Regions from separate parts of the Homo sapiens genome. Here region 2 is linked to region 1. Evidence: read pairs that join two places in POLR2A ChIA-PET (ENCODE). Cell type or tissue: endothelial cell of umbilical vein. All regions are shown on one strand.

Evidence for each region. ChIA-PET counts read pairs that join two places held together with the same protein. Peaks named below come from ENCODE experiments on the same cell type or tissue, not always from the same donor. Only the 100,000 strongest peaks of a DNase experiment are listed, where the experiment ranks them.
Region 2: POLR2A ChIA-PET joins it to region 1 with 6 read pairs; 4 of 35 experiments call an interaction of 5 or more read pairs at or near these places.

Annotation. Positions count from the first base shown.
Region 1 is chr14:45,111,531-45,115,530 of GRCh38, forward strand. It overlaps PRPF39 (pre-mRNA processing factor 39), which reads left to right. Exons shown (of 14, transcript NM_017922.4): 11 at 788-972; 12 at 2,653-2,727; 13 at 2,964-3,084; 14 at 3,327-4,000. The coding sequence ends at 3,383. Among named protein-coding and RNA genes, the nearest start is that of SNORD127, 2.7 kb to the left of the region's middle. In endothelial cell of umbilical vein, no CTCF peak of the experiment used is centred here; DNase peaks (open chromatin) are centred at 1,531 and 1,721.
Region 2 is chr14:45,047,246-45,051,245 of GRCh38, forward strand. The region is part of intron 14 of TOGARAM1 (TOG array regulator of axonemal microtubules 1); the gene reads left to right. Among named protein-coding and RNA genes, the nearest start is that of PRPF39-DT, 35 kb to the right of the region's middle. In endothelial cell of umbilical vein, no CTCF peak of the experiment used is centred here; no DNase peak of the experiment used is centred here.

The sequences.
Region 1 (4,000 bases):
TATGTTGGTCAGGCTGATCTTGAATTCCTGACCTCAGATGATTTGCCTGCCTCGGCCTCCCAAAGTGCTGGGATTACAGGCGTAAGCCACTGCACCTGGGCTTTTTTTTTTTTTTTTTTTTTTTTTTTGAGACAGAGTTTCATTGTCATTGAGGCTGGAGTGCAGTAGCGTGATCTCAGCTCACTGCAGCTTCCACCTCCTGGGTTCAAGCCATTCTCTTGCCTCAGGCTCCCAAGTAGCTGGGATTAAAGGTGTGCACCACCACGCCAGTTAATTTTTGTATTTTTAGTAGAGATGGGGTTTTACCATGTTGGCCAGGCTGGTCTCAAACTCCAGACCTCAAGTGATCCTCCTGCCTTGGCCTCCCAAAGTGGTGGGATTATAGGCATGAGCCACCACGCCCGGTTAAGATGTTTATCTATAGTTGTAGTAAAGATTTAAATTATTTGAAGCATAGAGATTTTTTTTTATGTTTTGTTTTCTAATTGTCATGGTAGGTCATGTCATACTAAATACAAGATAGGCTATAGAGTTTTAATTTACTGTCATTGAACAATTTGCATTGTTTAGGAGGTACTAGGATGATCAACTGATTGAAAAATTCATCAGTGTGTTAATGAATTTTTTCACCCCTTTAGATATATGCTGAAAACATTTAGCATGAGTTGTATTTTAATACAATTTTCAATATTTTTTCAAATTGAGACATAAAAACTAAGGCATTTTAAATATCTGTGCTCTAATAAAAATATTTTAGAAATATTCATTGATGCTGCTTTTTACACAGGAGAACACAAAGTTATACCTCAATTTACTTGAAATGGAATATAGTGGTGACCTCAAACAAAATGAAGAAAATATCCTAAATTGTTTTGACAAAGCTGTACATGGTTCATTACCTATTAAAATGAGAATTACATTTTCTCAGAGAAAAGTGGAATTTCTTGAAGATTTTGGTTCCGATGTTAATAAGTAAGATATTAGTTATATTACCTATTTGAATGATAAATGAGCATTGATATTTTTGTATGGGGATTTGATGATTAGTATAGATTAATACATTGTTAAATTTTAAAATGTTCGCTTAGTTTACTTTTTCCTCAGATATATATGGGGGTAAATTCAATTTTGTAAATGTATATGTACTTAACAGGAAGGCATAAGGTTTGTCTTTCCTTCAAAACTGTTTTCCCAATTTTAGAATGACAATTTAAACCATGACTGAATGAGAGAAGGCAGGAAGGAGCAATCCTGTGAAAAGGGAAATGGGATAAGGATTGAACCCTGAAACCCAAATATTTAATATATAGGTCAATAAAGATGGATGGGATTAATCTCCAGTAGGAGTGCTATTTTCTGAGATTGGAGAAGAGGATGGATATGGTCCCACAGAACATGCCTAGTGGCCTCATCTTCCTTCATTGTAAAAGCCGAAAGTTGAGGATGGTTGAAGAGAATGCTCCAGTGGATTTGGGAAAAGGACAAGTTTAAGATTAAATTTACTAAGAGTACAAATATTGGCTAGAGCATTGCTGAAGTTCCAGTCTTATCTGATTGTAGTAAGCAAATACACCAGTTCCTGTTAGGCATGTGCCTTTTATGATTATTCGCATTTAGATTTCTGTTGAAACCACTGTAGATAAACTGAGAATTAGTTGTGTCTGGGTGTTTGTATATGTGTGTATATATTTTTGATGGCTGTGTAAAATTTCAGTGCAACTAATATAACAGCTAATGTTTATATTAGTGTATTTTAATGTATTAATGTATATATTTGCGTGCTTGGCATGATGCCAAATGTTTTATATTAGCTATCTTGCAGAAAATTCATAGCAGTAGAATGAGGGTGTAGGGTTCTGTTCTCTTAATAGATGAGAGGATTAAACAGAGATTAGGCATTTTTTCTGAGGTCATGTAGCTATTATCACATTGTGGAGCGAGGACTGAACCTACTTCAGAGTTTCTGCTCTTAACTGCTTGTGTGCTGTGTATTTAGTGTCTTATGTTTACACTGAAGAAGGTACACAAAAGATGAGATATGTAATTCTAGCTTCTAGTCTGGTTGAATGATATGATTAACAGGAAGTAAGTGTATGAGGTAGCAAATAACTGCTAGGAGGGCTGTGATGTCTCTCGATCAGAATGGATTTGTCATGCTTCATAGAGGAGGTTGGGCTTCATTTAGTTATTACTGGATTCTGATAAACTGAGCAGAGGACACAGTGGCGGAAGCAAGTTGAATCTCATCTAAAAGTAACATCTGCTTGATTGGAGGTTTTTGTGAAGTAGTGGAAGCGTGATCTTGACTGTGTTGTGCATTGAAAGCTAGACTGAATTGATAGCACATGCAGTAGGTAGCTGACAGTAGTAAGCTATTGGAATTTTGACCAGTGATGTTAAATGACATTATTTTAATTTGGTAAAAACAGGCAGACAAATCGGAGATTCAACACAAGTGTCATTTAGTCCATTATAAGTATAGGGAATGGAGTGTCTGAGTATCAGGACTATGATTTTAGTAGTAGAAATTTTAAAAATAAAGGAGCCGCTTAGAAATTTTCTTAGGCAGTTTCCTAAGTAAAAACAACTTTAAATATTTAATAAAGTTTGTTTTTTGTATATTCCAGAGGATATTTTTTTCTTTCCTTTCAGGCTTCTGAATGCTTATGATGAACATCAAACACTCCTGAAAGAACAGGATTCTTTAAAAAGGAAAGCAGAAAATGGGTATGTCACTTTTTGCTAAGTCAAGAAGGCGTGCTTCATTATGGAAATGCCTTCAAAGACAAATGTTTTTAAGTGTTACTTTTATGTTGTAATTTACATACTTTATTTTCATGATTTGAAAAAGTCTTGAGTGATTCAGAACTTCAGTAAAACAAATATACAGATAACATTCATCTATTCGTTAAAGTTCTTACCTGTGGGAGTTTTGAAAGTTTCCATTCTGACGTTTTATATAGATCAGAAGAACCAGAGGAAAAGAAAGCACATACAGAAGATACAACTTCATCATCTACACAGATGATTGATGGTGATTTACAGGCAAACCAAGCTGTATATAATTATAGTGCGTGGTATCAAGTGAGTCTGCATAATTATAATTCTTTGTTCATAGATGTTATTAGCATAAATTAGGATAGTTTCTTTTTTTTTAAAAAAAGTTTTTGTTCCAATTGTGTAATACATTCTTTGGTGGTTAAGTACTAGAATTTTAGCAGTGAACACTTGCTTGTTTTCTTAAACATAGCTGCTTTAATTATACTTTTACATATGGAACTCTGCCACAGTTCTAATATGCTAACATACTTACTTTTTCCTTTCAGTACAATTATCAGAATCCTTGGAATTATGGACAATATTATCCTCCCCCTCCAACCTGATGGGAAAAATGTAAATTTCAAATGCAGTGTGTGAAAAGTATGAAATTATTATTTTTTTTAATGAGGGATGTAAACAGTATAAGCTTGTTGTATTTGATAACCTGTCTTCCTTGTTTCTGTGTAACATGATTTGTTTAGTAATAGGGGGAAAATGTCAATTAGTAGCTTACCACAGATACTGTTTCCTACCATTTATAAAATTTACTTTTTATTGAAAAACTATTTTTTGATTTTTGCATTAAGTGGTCTAGAATTCTTTTGCAATGCATTTGCAACAGAATTTTGTAGCCTTAAGGGGTAGGAAGAAAAACCTGACTGCAAATCATGTCAGTGTAGTACAAAATTCTGAAAACACATAAGGGCTGGTTATTTACCTCCTTTTTTTTTTTTTTTTTTAAAGAAAAAAGGACTTTTAACCTTTGCTGACAAGGTTTTGTCTGTTTCAGTTATACTTGTGAATTGTGATCTAACTGCAGAAAGGATACATTATTAAAATACTTTGCCTTGGAATAGATTATAAATGAGAAAATGGAATGTTTGCATCCCTTTAAAAATGAAAATCATATCAAAAGTATGTTGTTTCAGGAGACTTTGTATTTAGAATATTCATGTAAAAC
Region 2 (4,000 bases), 64 kb before region 1:
GCCGGGCATGGTGGCAGGCGCCTGTAATCTCAGCTACTCTGGAGGCTGAGGCAGGAGAATCGCTTGAACCCGGGAGGCGGAGGTTGCAGTGAGCCGAGATTGCGCCATTGCACTCCAGCCTGGGTGACAGAGCGAGACTCTGTCTCAAAAAAAAAAAAAAGAAAGAAAAATACAGGAATAATGCATAACAATATATTATCCTACAAAACATGAGATATCTGCAGTGTGAAAACTACACAAATTTCTGATGCTTTTACTGGAAAAACAATTTTATGAAGTTTAAGAACAGTCAGAGAAAAACAACACAATAATTAAGATGTGGATGATATAATGGCTGTGGTGGTGACAGAAATTTTCAATGTAGTCAGATGCTTATGTTAAATTTCTAGTCCCCGTCATTGTTTGTCCTTAAGCAAGTTACTTAATTTCTGTTAGTCTCTGTTTCCTTGTCTATAAAATTAGGAAGGGTGGACTAGGTGACCAGTAATGTCCCATATAAAATCTAAAATTTTTATAGTAATGATATATGGCCGGGTGTGGTGGCTCACACCTGTAATCCCAGCACTTTGGGAGGTGGAGGCAGGTAGATCACCTGAGGTCAGGAGTTTGAGACCAGCCTGCGAACATGGTTAAAACCCCGCCTCTACTCAAAATATAAAAATTAGCCAGGCATGGTGGCACATGCCTGTAATCCCAGCTACCCAGGAGGCTGAAGCAGGAGAATCACACCAACCTGGGAGGCAGAGGTTGCAGTGAGCTGAGATTGTGCCACTGCACTCCAGACTGAGAAACAGAGCGAGACTCCATCTCAAAAAAAAAAAAAAAAGGCTGGTTGTGGTGGCTTACACCTGTAATCCCAGCACTTTGGGAGGCTGAGGCGGGCGGCTCACAAGATCAAGAGATTGAGACCATTCTGGCCAACATGGTGAAACCCCATCTCTACTAAAAATACAAAAATTAGCCGGGCATGGCGGCATGCGCCTGTAGTTCCAGCTACTCGGGAGGCTGAGGCAGGAGAATCTCTTCAGCCACTGCACTCCAGCCTAGAGACAGAGCAAGACTCCATCTCAAAAAAAAAAAAAAAAAAAAAAGGATAATTTTTTAAAAGAATCTGAGTCATAAAGATTAAAGTAAAGAAGTATATAAAATGTTTATTATTTTAAGACAAAGATGTTCATTACTTTAGGTATCTGGAGTTAATATTATGGAACTCATTATACCTAAAGATAATACAGAAAGTAAATATATTAGTTTTTCATTGCTGTGTAAAGTTTAACACAAATGTAGGAGCTTAAGGCAACCACATTTTTTGGCTTAGAGTTCTTTAGGTCAGAAGTCTGGCATGGCTCACCTCAGTTCACTGCCTATGGTTTCAGAAGGCCAAAATCAGGGTGATAGCAGTGCTGGGCTTTGCCAAATTCAATTCCTTGTGGTTATAAGACTGAGGTCAGCTGGGCGTGGTGGCTCACACCTATAATCCCAGCACTTTGGGAGTTGGAGGCGGGTGGATCACCTGAGGTCAGGAGTTCAAGACCAGCCTAAACAACATGATGAAACCCCGTCTCTATTAAAAATACAAAAATTAGCTGGGCGTGGTGGCGTGTGCCTATAATCCCAGCTACTCAGGAGGCTGAAGCAGGAGAATTGCTTGAACCTAGGAAGTGGAGGTTGCAGTGAGTCGAGATCACACTATTGCATTCCAACCTGGGTGACAGAGTGGGACAGAGGGTTGACTCAGGCCAGAACATCCGCCCAGTAGGTGGACAGCAAATGGTCAATGGGTAAGGAGCCCAGGACAGAGACAAACTTCTCAAAAAAAAAAAAAAAAAAAAAAAAAAAAAGACTGAGGTCTGCATTTCCTTGCTGGCTGTCAGTGAGGGTCCTTGCTCAGCTCCTTAACACCACTCACATTTCTTTGCATGCAACCCTCCTCTGTTTTTAAGCCAGCAATAACATGTTGAGCTCCCCTTCATAGGATCTTTCAGACTTCCTCTTTTTGTACCAGTCACAGAAAGCGCTCTGCTTTTTTTTTTTGGAGACAGAGTCTTGCTCTGTCACCCAGGTTGAAGTGCAGTGGCGCCATCTCGGCTCACTGCAAGCTCCGCCTTCCGGGTTCAAGCGATTCTGCCTCAGCCTCCTGAGTAGCTGGGACTACAAGCGCCTGCCACCACACCCGGCTAATTTTTTGTATTTTTGGTAGAGATGGGGTTTCACTGTGTTAGCCAGGATCACCTCGATCTCCTGACCTTGTGATCCGCCTGCCTCGGCCTCCCAAAGTGCTGGGATTATAGGTGTGAGCCACCGCACCCGGCCAGAAAGTTCTCTTCTTTTAAGCGCTCGTTTGATTAGATTAATTCCACCAGATCATGTCATTACTTTAAGGTTAACTGTACTATATGATATAACATAATCTTGGGAGTGATATCTTATTATATTCACAAATTTTAGGGATTGGAGCAGGACATCTTTGGGGAACCATTTTAAAGTTCTACATATCACGTTAATGTTCAAAAAAATTCAAGAGGGTTAGATCATTATAGGCTAGTTAGGAATAAAGGATGTTCTTTTCTCCCTCTCTATCACCTTGTTAAAAAAAAAAAGATTTCTTAATGGCCATCTCATGTGCTTCTTTACTTAACCTTTCCTTGATGGCATAGTAATTCTTTCTAGCCCATTTTGTCATTTCTTAGATTCTTATTTAAAGTTATAAAATTATAAAATGGTTACAATTAATTTTCGAGTTTTGTATTTCTCACATTTTGTGTCCCTGCTCTCTGCTGACTTGTTTGTTTTAGCCTTTCTCATATCATTGGGTCCCCTGTAATAGACCTAGAGTCCTTAACATTCCAGGCTAAACATTAGAATTGCCCTTGGAAATATAACTGATTAGGAGCTACTTATCTGGATATAGACCTTATTCTGGTTGTGGAGAAAGGTAATATTTATTCTCTGACATCACTTCTCTTCCTGCAATTTCATTACATTTGAAGGGGTCACGTTGAGATATGTGATCTTTTTCTTTTTGGAGACAGGGTCTTGCTCTTTAGCCCAGGCTGGAGTACAGTGGTATAATCTCGGCTCACTGCTACCTCCGCCTCCTGAGCTCAAGTGATCCTCCCACCTCAGCCTCCCGAGTAGCTGGGACTACAGGCGTGTGTCACCATGCCTGGCTAAGTTTTGTATTTTTTGTAGAGATGGGGTGTTGCCATGTTGCTGAAGCTGGTCTTGAACTCTTGGGCTCAAGCAGTCCACCTACCTTGTCCTCTCAAAGTGCTGGGATTATAGGTGTGAGCCACTGCGCCTGGTCAAGACGGGTGGTCTTAAGATCATCCTGTATCCCCCCAATCCACAAAACCCACAAAAGCCTGCCTTTTTCTCGTTCCTTTTTTTTTCCCCCAAGACTCTGTCACCCAGGCTAGAGGGCAGTGGTGCAATCTCAGTTCACTGCAACCTCCACCTCCCAGGTTCAAGCGATTCTCATGCCTCAGCCTCCTGAGTTGCTGGGATTACAGGCATGTGCCACCATGCCTGGCTGATTTTTGTATTTTTAGTAGACACTGGGTTTCACCATGTTGGCCAGGCTAGTCTCTAACTCCTGGCCTCAGGTGATCCACCTGCCTTGGCCTCCCAAAGTGCTGGGATTACAGGTGTGAGCCACCACGCCCAGCCTCTTCTCTGGTTCTTTTTGTGCCATATATTCCAAGTTGTGAGTAAAAGTGTAACTGTGATTTATTTTAGGGCCCGGCCTCATTGAAGATGAATAGTGTGGTACTATTTTGAAGTAGTATAAGACATCTGTGTGCTAAAATATCTCCAGTATGCACTTCCATGATATCTGAATTTCCACCATTAGAATCATTGGGCTTAAAGTATTATGCTAAGATGATTATTTTATAATTCATATAAATAAGAAAACCTAGTTTTTGAGATTATTACCTGTATTAACATATCAGTCACAATTTTATCAACTAACCTTGGGTGTATTTTAGGTAGTAAAGAA